2 separate regions of the Homo sapiens genome follow, and region 2 is linked to region 1. The links are chromatin loops, found by intact Hi-C in ENCODE. Cell type or tissue: mammary epithelial cell. All regions are shown on one strand. Links, peaks and the distances in the headings refer to the core of each region. The heading gives the core; the rest is flanking DNA.

Region 1 (5,386 bases), core at 159-5,158:
AAATCCCATGCATATGAAATAAAAGACAACTGAAGTTTTGCTCAGCCATCTCAACCATCAGCTCCATTCATCTTCTAACTATGTGATGATATACACTAAACACAGATGGCCAATATTAAGTATGAAACTACCTGACAAAGGAAGCTGATTCTAATTCAGAACACCATAATTCTGGATGTTGAAATCCGAAAAGATAAAAATCCTTAAAATTTAATTCTGGAAAAAAAATCTTTAAGAGATTTATTTACATTTAGAAAAGGGGGTTTATTTAAGAAACATAAAAACATGACAGGATATTTCACAGCCCACTTTACACAATTAATGAGGTGACACTATACATATTTTTGCAAGCATAAACACTCAAGTGTGTTAATGGCAGTTGCATGGGCATAATAGTTATAAGTAGATGAACTATATTAAAAAAGAAATAGGTCAAAAGGGAAATGTAGACATGCATATGACTATGGTTGGAATTGTGTGTACCCAGATTTATAACTGTGGTCATCTGAAATACCATGACAAACAACCTAAATTTTTTGACAAGATCGGTCAAAAACCTTGATGGGTTACCACAGAACATGCAGTCACCTAAAGAGCTGAAATCTTGTGAAATTTTATCTTTCACAAATGCAGATGTACAAAAAGGACATCTCTTAATTTATTGAGAAAGTTTCAGTGTTTTAAATTATGCGTAGTGCACAATGCTTACACACAAAGTCAACAGTGTGATAATGTGATAATTTCATGGAGTCAAATTTGTAAAAAATGCATTAAATGAATTCGAACTCTCTAAAAGCCTCTACACAACCTATACCTCCAGAGTTGGAAATGATGCAAAGATAGGATAGCGAATGGTAAAACATAATGCTGTCAATTTAAAAGAGCCTAGCCAACATGCTGAAACCCCAGCTCTACTAAAAAAATTACAAAATTAGTTGGGCATGGTGGCGCATGCCTGTAATCCCAGCTACTCAGGAGGCTGAGGCAGTAGAATCGTTTGAACCCAGGAGGCAGAGGTGGTGGTAAGCCAATATTGCACCATTGCACTCCAGCCTGGGCAATGAGAGTGAAACTCTATCTCAAAAACAAACAAACAAAACCAAAACTAAAAAAGAAAAAAAGAAAAAAACCCAAATGGAAAAAAAATCAATATATGAAAAAGTGTATTACAGGAATAGATTATGGGTAATTTCATCAAGATAGTCCATCATAAGAGCTGGCCAATTTTCATGATCGTTAACTATATTTTGAAGTCTTGCATCATAATGAATAGATGCTTTTTTCCTTTTAGACCATGGCTCTCATTGGAGAATATGTTCACATTCATTTTCTACACGATGTTGTTCTTTTTGAAATTCTCTTGTGATTTGACATACAACAACATGAACATTCCATATTAAAATTTCCCATCTTCTGTGCCATGCCTCGATGTTGTTTTGGGTGTGTGGAAATCCATTCCTCACGCACTCATATACATACCACACATTTGGCAGAAACAATACTGGTGTTTGAAGGGAACGCCATTATGTAAGTGCCTTCTTATCTTACCATGCACTTAATTATTTTTCAACCATTCATTAACTTTGCTGGCTTCTCCAGGCAAATGCAGCTTTAATTCATTAAAAGTTTTTGTAATGTCATCAGCTGGAAGAAATGCCAATGCAGGCAAATGGCAAATTTTTAAACTGAAGTTTCTGTTGTTGCTGTATGTCATGGCCAAGCCACTCATCTAAATTTTCTGTCAGATGCATTGGGCTGAATGAAAAAAACATCTTTATTGGTAACATCTTGAAATTCCCTTGAAATCTATTTTCTTCTGCAAAGTCCACCCGATCTGCAAATAAGCATTTGTAAGTGCTTCACTTTTCCCAGCCATTAAAACATAATTGAGTGGATAAATTTTAGAATCTTTTGCATGAATTGTATATAGATGATAAAAAAAAAATCAGTGGGGACAATTTTCAAAGTGCCATCCATTAGCCAAATTGAAGCATGAGCTAGTTTTTTTCATGTTATATTTAGTGGTAAATATAAGTAGTGTATCTTCTTCATTAGTCAAATCCCCAGTCAAGAATAGTTCGCTATTTAATGTGTTTTGGAACACTGGAGGAATCTCAATGTCACTGAGCTTGTCAAATTCTTTTTATTCTATGACAAAGGGCATTCTAGAAAGGCAAGCATGACACTTTGTGTCAAGGGGCAGAAGTTGTACATGACTCAATAATTTGGAGGGCAGACTTCTTGTATTTTTTGCCCATGTTTTCACTTCTTCTGTGATCAATTTGACACCTAAAATTAAGTCCACATGTTCACCCCTTGTCAACTTGTCACCCTAAAGCATGCGCATAGGTTGACAGGAAGAATCAAGACCAGAGATAGATGATGATTCAGGAGGGAGAAGCTATCACTGCAGGAGCACAGTTCTTGAGGAGGGGAGGGGTCCAGGCTGCAGGTGCAGTGCTGTGTTTTGGGAGGCTATTCTGGAAAGATAAAGAATGTGAATAATGTTCATGTTGAGTGATTCTAGGCATGAGAGTAAAAAGTACTTGAGGAAAGCAAAATCTATGGAACATACTCCTCTGGCAGAATTTTGGGAAACCCACACCCACACCCACACCTCCACACACAACCGAACACACAGCATAGAAATGCACAGTGCCTGGCACATGCCAGGTGCATAATGAATTTTTTAAATAAAAATGTGATCTTGCAAGTGGAAGTGAGCCACCTCCTAGTCAAAATATTACCAGGAAATCTGCTGTCTCAAGGCAGATGGGAATGGCTAAAGGAGGGAAGAGAGCAAAAGGAGAAGGAAAGAGGGTGTGGGGCAGGGAAAGAAAGAAGAGAGAAGGCAAGAAAAACAAAGAGGAGACCAAGGCCAGCAGTGGCAGAGAGAAGGGTGAGCGGCTGTGTCAGTGGTGGCCCCAGGCACCTGTGCTCTCAGCTGCTGACCCTGGGCAACTTTGTCCTTAACTAACAGCTAAGAATCTCTAGTCATGGGAAACTGCAGTAACAGCACAGGTGTGACCCAGCAGCCGCTCTGCTTGGCCTGGCTATAATTAGCATCCACTGGCAGCCTAGAAAACTACCTGCTCTTGAGGTCGGTGAGTTCAGAGCCTGTGAGTAAAAACAGGGGGGTGCAAAGAGCCGGTTAAAGCTCCAGCTGTGGTGAGTCAGTGCGAGGTTGCTTGGCCCCAGAGCACAGCCCTGCAGCCTGGTCACCCTGGGCACAGCCCTGGATCCTGGTCACCCTGAACACAGCCCTGGAGCCTGCGAGGCTCATGTGAGAATGAGGGTGGCCAGAATTCCTTGACTGTCACTTATCTGTCTGGGCAGACGTCCTTCATGGCTGGCTTTCTCTGGCTCCTGGGGCAGCTCCAGCCCGTGGGAGTTGCACTGTCTTGGCAGACAGGGAGACTGGCTTTGGCAACACACCGAGGGCAATGCTTTCCCAAGGATCTGTCTCCTTGGAGAGTCTTTCTAATGCCTTGGCGCATTTGTGTTCTCCCCTGGGTAGCCCGTCCCGGCTCAGTGCTCATTTCCCACATGGGGGCATTAAAAATAAATCTTTGCTGTGAAATAGGAAGAAAATTTTTCCCAGAGCTTCTCTTCTCTTCTTTGTGTGTGTGTGTATGTGTGTGTGTGTGTGTGTGTGTGTGGAGTTTGGAGTCTGAGAGGGGAAAGGTAGAACCCACGATCTCTTCTGGCACACTCCTGGAACACTGCGCTGTAGTAGTGAATACAAAATTATCTGCCTGCTGCTACTGCTCCCTTACAGGCTCGTTATCCCCCACTATCCGGTGGCGTTGGCTTCACCGTTCCATGCTCAGGCAGCAGCACTCCCATCCTGATGGGAGGGCATCCGGGCAGAGTCCCATCCCTCCACAGTGGCCACATTTGAAGGCAGCCGCTCCTCCCTCTCCACCTGTCTAATCCTAAGAAAGTTATTCCTTATACAGATCTTAATTTCCTTGCCACTCTGCATCTCTAATCCTGGTTTTCCTTTGGACATCCCATAGTTAGCTGACTTCCCCTCCAAATAAAAGCCCTTCCTTTATATTTGTGAGATAAATGATTATTTCCTGTTTTCCCTTTCTAGTCTGATCAGCCTCAATGATTTGACTGCTCATTATTTCCCCAAATATGTGTTTATTGCCAACTGAGAGGCTTCTACTGTGCTAGGTGCTGGGATGCACCTATTAATAAAATGTAGCCCTGGAAACTGGAGGCACCCACATTTTTGTTTAAAGAAACACTCATGGGAAGAATAGAAACATGCCAGATAACTAAAATACGATGTGATAAGAGGCATAACAGAGGTAAACTTTCTATTGCCTATTGAGGATTTATCACGTCGGGGGTGGAGGAGTGTGCTGTGTGCATTATCTCACTTAGAACCTACGACAACCTTGTGATGTAGGCATCATCATCAACTTGTAGATAAAGTCAGTTGATCTGCCCAGCTTCACAAGGCTGCCAACCCTACGTTGAAGGGCAGATTCAGGATTTCAAATCACTGAGATAAATGTAAAGTCCCACTCTCAAGGCCACACACCAAGAGCAAGGACGTGAACTCAGACCATCTCGCTGCAGAGCCTGCCTTTTGGACTACCCTGCCATCTTGCTTTCCTGGAAGGCTTTGGGAGCACTATGGCACCAGGATGAAGAGTATCCTCAGCAGGGCTACTGCCGCAGACTTGTACCAAAGAGATGCGTGCAGAGACTCCCCGCGCAGGAAGCTGGATGCTAGTGCTGACCTAGCTCTGACCTTGCTGTGGTTCTTGGCACTCCCAGACAATTCAGGCAATTCAGTTTCACATTACTGACACCTCTGCTGTTCTGAGTACATGCTTTCTTTCAAAATGCAAAAGCGAGGCCACTCCATGCACCTCTGACAATGGTCCATTCTTAGAAGAATCACCTGTCGAAGCCGTCCTGGGAGCTATTGAATTAATTTCTACCACTTGGAAGGCAGCAGTTGTCCTGGAGAGGAAGGGCACAGCTTTTCTCTATCATCTGGCAGCCTCCTTGGAGCTGTCTGGGGAGATGGGGATGTCCTGGATGCATGTGCCTGTTTTTATTTCATTGTGGATGGTGGTGTGATCAGTACTGAGTATGGCATGCAGGAATAATTACTATTATCACTACTATTTCAACATCAATTCTGCATCATCAATAGCATTGGGCATTGTCAGAGAGCAGAATTAGAATCAGGCTTTTTGCCCAATGGGATCTCAATTTAAACAGAAATTGCTCATGAACAGGAAGTTGCAATGGTGGTGCTGGGGAGTCGGGGCTAGGGGTTGGAAACAGGGAAATATAATTTGTATGTTTCTCTGTGTTTTGGAGGGGCAGATATCAACCTTTTGTTTCTCTCTCATGATTT
Region 2 (5,386 bases), core at 178-5,177, 67 kb after region 1:
ACAGTTGTTCCTTTCAAGGCTTGCTTTCAACTTTTGTTAGGCAGAACTAGAGAGGCCTTTAAGGCTAATTTTACCCCACTACTGAAACCATACCATTCCATATACTCTACTTAAATGCTCTGTGAAATTACAAGGTTTTCCACTCTGGCTGGTTTGAATACATACTAGTTTTAGCCTTATGTGAGCTTTAAGCATCGTTCCCTCGGCTTCTTTGGATAGTTTTTTCCTCATCATTAGCTAATTTCCTCACATGTATCCACTGAGCTGTACTCAGCTGAAGACTTGATGGGGAGCCTCTGCTGATCTCTTGAGCTTTCTCTGGAAACTCTGCAGGCAATATTCTGGGGCAATCATGGAGCTTACATTGTTTACCCTTTCTCAGGGATTATTCTCTTTTGTTGTCTAATGTGTCTAATGTCTAATATTTCTATTTTTAAAAACTGTCTCAGGTGAGAGGGTAAATCTAGTCCCTTTTAGACTGGAAACAAAAGTCTCTTGTGCTGTCTCTCTGTTTTTCTATCAACATAATATTAACCTCATTGGAAAATTTAGACAACTTCTTTTTCTTCAGCTGTAAATCCATCTGGTCCTGGGCTTTTTTTGGTTGGTAGGCTATTAATTACTGCCTCAATTTCAGAACTTGTTGTTGGTCTATTCAGGATTCAGCTTCTTCCTGATTTAGTCTTGGGAGGGTGTATGTATCCAAGAATTTATTAATTTCTCTAGATGTTCTAGTTTATTTGCATAGAGGTGTTTACAGTATTCTCTGATGGTGGTTTCTATTTCTGTGGGGTCAGTGGTGATATCCCCTTTATCATTTTTTATTGTGTCTATTTGATTCTTCTCTCTTTTCTTCTTTATTAATCTAGCTAGCAGTCTGTCTATTTCATTAATTTTTTAAAAAACAGCTCCTGGATTCATTGATTTTTTGAAGGGTTTTTAAAAATGTCTTTATCTCTTTCAGTTCCACTCTGATCTTGGTTATTTCTTGTCTTCTGCTAGCTTTGGGGTTTGTTTGCTCTTGGTTCTCTTGGAATACTTTTAAGGCCTGGTATTATTGAAAACACCTTTATTTCATCACTCACATGTAATTAAAACCATTAAAGTTTTTAAGAAAAACTTTACATAGGTGTTTCACTTTTAAAATTTATTTACTTTTATTTTAATTGACAAATGATAATTATATATTTATGGGGCCTAACAATGTGATGTCTTGATATACGTTTACATAGTGGAATGATGAAATCAAGCCAATTAATATATCCATCACCTCACATACTTAGCATTTTTTGTGGTGAGAACACTTAAAATGTACTGTTTCAGTGGTAGAAGTTATTCTTTATTTTCCTGTGACTGCTAGTATTCTGTTGAGAAGAATGATGTTCTTCTGATTTTTATTCTACTTTTTCCCTCTGTAAAGTTTTTAGTTTTCAATTTTTCTTCTTGATGTTACTAAATTATGATATACCTGGGTGTGGGTTTGGTTGCTTATTTATTTATATTTTTGAAATATTATTATGTCTTCTTGGTAAATATTCTATTAGCCCTTTCAGTATGTACTATAATTATTTTTAATTACGAGGCAATTTCTTGGTTATTATGTCTTCAAATATTGCCCCCTCTGTAGCTTCTTTTTCCTGTTCTTATGGGATTTTTATTAAGCTGCTATGGACACTTTTACTCCTGACCTCATATTCATTAACATAGTTTGTATATTTTCCATGTCTTTCTTCCTTCTGATTTTGTGTATGTGTGTTTCCTAGCTTGCAAATGTAATCTTTGGCTTTACCCAGTTTGACTTTCATTATGTACACTGTACAGGAAGCTTAGGAGGTTCTGAATGAATTAGCTGGATCTAGACAGTCCCTAATGCAGTGAGTGGCTGCTACAGCTAGACACTGCCCAAGTGATTCAAAGGGATTAAGGTTGGCATTGCATCACTCACTAAACACCAGCCAGGAAGTTGCCAGAAAAGGCATGGACAGCCAGAGGGAATACCCAACTACATTCAACAGACTGGGAGAAAGCTGTGAAAAGCCCTTACCATCTGAAGCTAATGGGACATGATGTAGGGTGGAGAGACAGCCTTGGGTGAGAGAGGACCAGGGGAGAAGACCAGAGGGCCACAGACTACAGAAGGGCAGGTGGAGATTTCTGGGCATATACTCTCCCCTCCAACATCAGTTTGCGCTGACTGGGTAGGAAGCTCCAATCTCAACCTCTGGACAGGAAGAGCTAAGCTGAGCCTCTCATCCATAGACAGAATTGCATCTCAGCATCCCTATAATGCAGGGGCTTGGCAAAACAACCTGCCTGCCTCAAGCCTCAGCCTCTTAAATAGCACTGCCTCAATGGGGACTGGGGAGAGGAACAGAAAATAGAAGTCCCAGCTAGAGGCAGAGTGGCTCAAAAACCCAAACCAGTCTCTCACAGGATATCAGGAGAGGCCCTCAAATGTGAGCCCTTCAAATGCAAGACATGGCCTGCCCAAGCCTCAGGCCTGGGGAGGAAAACACAAGCTGAGTCACAGCTTTCAAGAGTACACACACGATGTGAAAAGGAGAGGCAGCCTACAGTCTAAAGGTCATGTGGATGAGCTCTCTGGCAAATTTCATGAGGCATTAAGAAGCCCGAGCACTATATAAGAAAGACAACAAGTGGAATGCAATGTAAAACATAGAATGGAATATGTCACAGTAACTAGATCTAACTAAACATACTGAAAAGACAGTATGCTAAAAATAAAAAGCTAAAACCCAGCCATAGTAATATTTCCAGTGACGTAAGATAGGATACTGAGAACATAAAGCAAGAATCAATGGCTACAGTAGGATGAATAATGACCTTCCAAAGATAATGGCATTCCAATCCCCGGAACCTGTGAATATGTTAAGTTACATGGCAAAAGGGACTTTGCAGATGTGATTAACGTTACAGATGTTGAGATGGGGAAAGTATCCTGCGTTGTTCAGTAGACAATCTGACCCCATGAGCTTTTAAAATCAGCTGAAGTTAGTGAGAGAGGCCTGAGACATGAGAAGACTCAACTGCTCTTCCTAGCTTTAAAGACAAAGGGGTCATGAGCCAAGGCATGTAGGTAGCTGTGAGAAGATGAGAGCTATACCCAGCAAGGAAGCAGGACCTCAGTCCTGCAACCGCATGAAACTGAATCCTGTCAACAACCTGCATGAGCCTGAAGGCAGCTTCTCCCCCAGAGCCTCTAGCAGGAACACAGCCGGCAACACCTTGACTTTAACACAACGAGCCCTGACCTCTGACCTGCAGAACTGTGAGATGATACATTTGTGCCACTAAGATTGTGACAATTTGTTACGGCAGCAATAAAAATACTAATACAGTATTCAAGAAAATTTGTCAAAATAAACAAAGAGTGGCAGAGAATGGATCGCTTGATTCAAAACTATCTCTTCTCCATATACTCTACCACTAAAGTTTTCAGATCGTGGATATAGACACATGCAACTCCAATGTTAGTAATTTTAAAAATATGAACATTATAAATTATAAAAGCTTTTCTCTCTGACAAGTGTGCGTAGCTGTTACTATGTTTTAAAATTATTGCTCGTACGATGTAAAACATCACATTTTACAATAATTTCTAACTTGTCAAATGATTTTACTTTCACTATATCACGCTTATGATAACCTTGTGAGGTAGAGACCACGGATGTGATTGTTACCCATTCTATGAATGAAGAAATTGAGGCTTAAAGAGTTTTGCTGATTTGCCTCTGCTCATATGGTAAGCTAGTGGCAAATAGGGCCCCTAACATTGTGTTTCTTTTTTACCAGTTTTTTTTTTTTTTTTAAATCTCAGCGTAGGCTATGCTATTGGCCAGAAAAAGTCACATGGCCCTGACCCAAGTACAAAGAAGGCTGGGAATTGTAGAGGAGCTCATGGACTACATGGTGACCACCAACTATTTCTGTCACAGCCACTTGTGTATCAATCATCTGGGAAGTCTTTACTTGATACACATATCAAGTAAAATACCATATTGTCTGAAACTTTCCTTAATATACCATAAAGAAAAAAGAGTGTGGAGCACTGAAAGATAAAAGAAGATTGGGAAACTGTTAATTGTTGTAGCTGGGTGATGAGTACCTGGGAATTCATGATATTATTCTCTCTACCTTTGCGTATCTTTGAAAATTTCCATTATAAAAATTTAAGCAATAAAGGAAAAACTCTCATCCAGGGAACTTTTATTTAGTATATCTGAGGTGAGGCTTGGGTATGAATATTTTGCAAAATCTTCCCAGCTTATTTCCAAGGGGATTTAACCCTATCACTCATCAAGTTTCATATTCATACCATGGTCATGTATTATTTAAAAAAAAAAAAAAAAATATATATATATATATATATATATATGTACACACACTTTTTTTTTATCACTGTTGGACTATTCAGTTCATGAATAATCAATTTTCATTATTTGTGTTCTGATTCCATGCTATGTATATCTTAACCTTGAGTCTTTTTAATACCTGTGGTCCTGATATTGTCACAAAATAAGTGTTCCTGAGGCCAGCCTGGGCAACAAAGAGAGACCCCATCTCTACCAAAAAACAATTTTTTTTTTTGTCCTGTGAAGTAATCTTTTAAAAAAAGAAAATTCTTCTGAGGTCAGAATACTTAGTCCCACCTCTGTGTTTTGGAAACTAGACTGTGTGGTTGACTAAAAAGGCCACAGATTCTTTGCAGTTTCTCCCACGGAGACTGGGCTCTATTTCCCTCCCTTTGAATTTGGCCTGGTTTTGTGGTTGCTCTGACCAATAGAATGCAGCAGAAGGGACACTGTGGGAATTGCAAGCCTAGGTGTAGGCTTCTGATCTCACCCTCTTGGAAAATCATCTGCCATGTGGCCAAGCTCAGGCTAGCTTGCTGGAAACACATGACACAGCCGACAGTCTCACCAGCCACCATACAAGCGAGTGAGGTCACATTACATCGTTGAACTGCAGTTGAGCCACTAAATAACTGCAGCCACGTAAGTGATCTCAAGTGAGACCAGAAGAAGAACCACTCAGCTGAGCCCAGTTCAAATTGTTGGCCCACAGAATCATGAGCAAATAAAATGGTTGTTATTTTTAAGCCACTGAGTTTTGGGATGGTATGTTATGCATCAACAGACAACAGGTTAGATGGTGCTATCCCCACAGAACCTCAAGACCATGGTTAAAATTTTAAAATGTGTTTTCTCTTTGTTTGGATTTTCTTTTTTTCAATTCTTGAAAATCTCTAGGCTGCACATCTCAGAGATTAGAAGAATTGCATCTCAGAAGTCTCAGAGTTTAAAAAAAAACAATCAAACTTTGTTTTCCCTCCAAGAAGAACTGGTGTCCTTTATTCACTCAGCTT

Evidence for each region. Hi-C counts contacts between places; a loop is a spot of excess contacts. Peaks named below come from ENCODE experiments on the same cell type or tissue, not always from the same donor. Only the 100,000 strongest peaks of a DNase experiment are listed, where the experiment ranks them.
Region 2: it touches region 1 in a loop (2.5-fold over the local background); 1 of 110 quality-filtered maps calls a loop at or near these places.

What each region holds. Positions count from the first base shown.
Region 1 is chr18:51,444,382-51,449,767 of GRCh38, forward strand. The region is part of intron 1 of LINC01630 (long intergenic non-protein coding RNA 1630); the gene reads left to right. Among named protein-coding and RNA genes, the nearest start is that of LINC01630, 55 kb to the left of the region's middle. RefSeq lists enhancers at 2,892-2,941, 3,072-3,131. In mammary epithelial cell, for the core only: no CTCF peak of the experiment used is centred there; a DNase peak (open chromatin) is centred at 3,130.
Region 2 is chr18:51,511,816-51,517,201 of GRCh38, forward strand. All of the region lies in intron 1 of LINC01630 (long intergenic non-protein coding RNA 1630), which reads left to right. Among named protein-coding and RNA genes, the nearest start is that of LINC01630, 120 kb to the left of the region's middle. In mammary epithelial cell, for the core only: no CTCF peak of the experiment used is centred there; DNase peaks (open chromatin) are centred at 1,926 and 2,506; H3K27ac peaks cover 746 bases.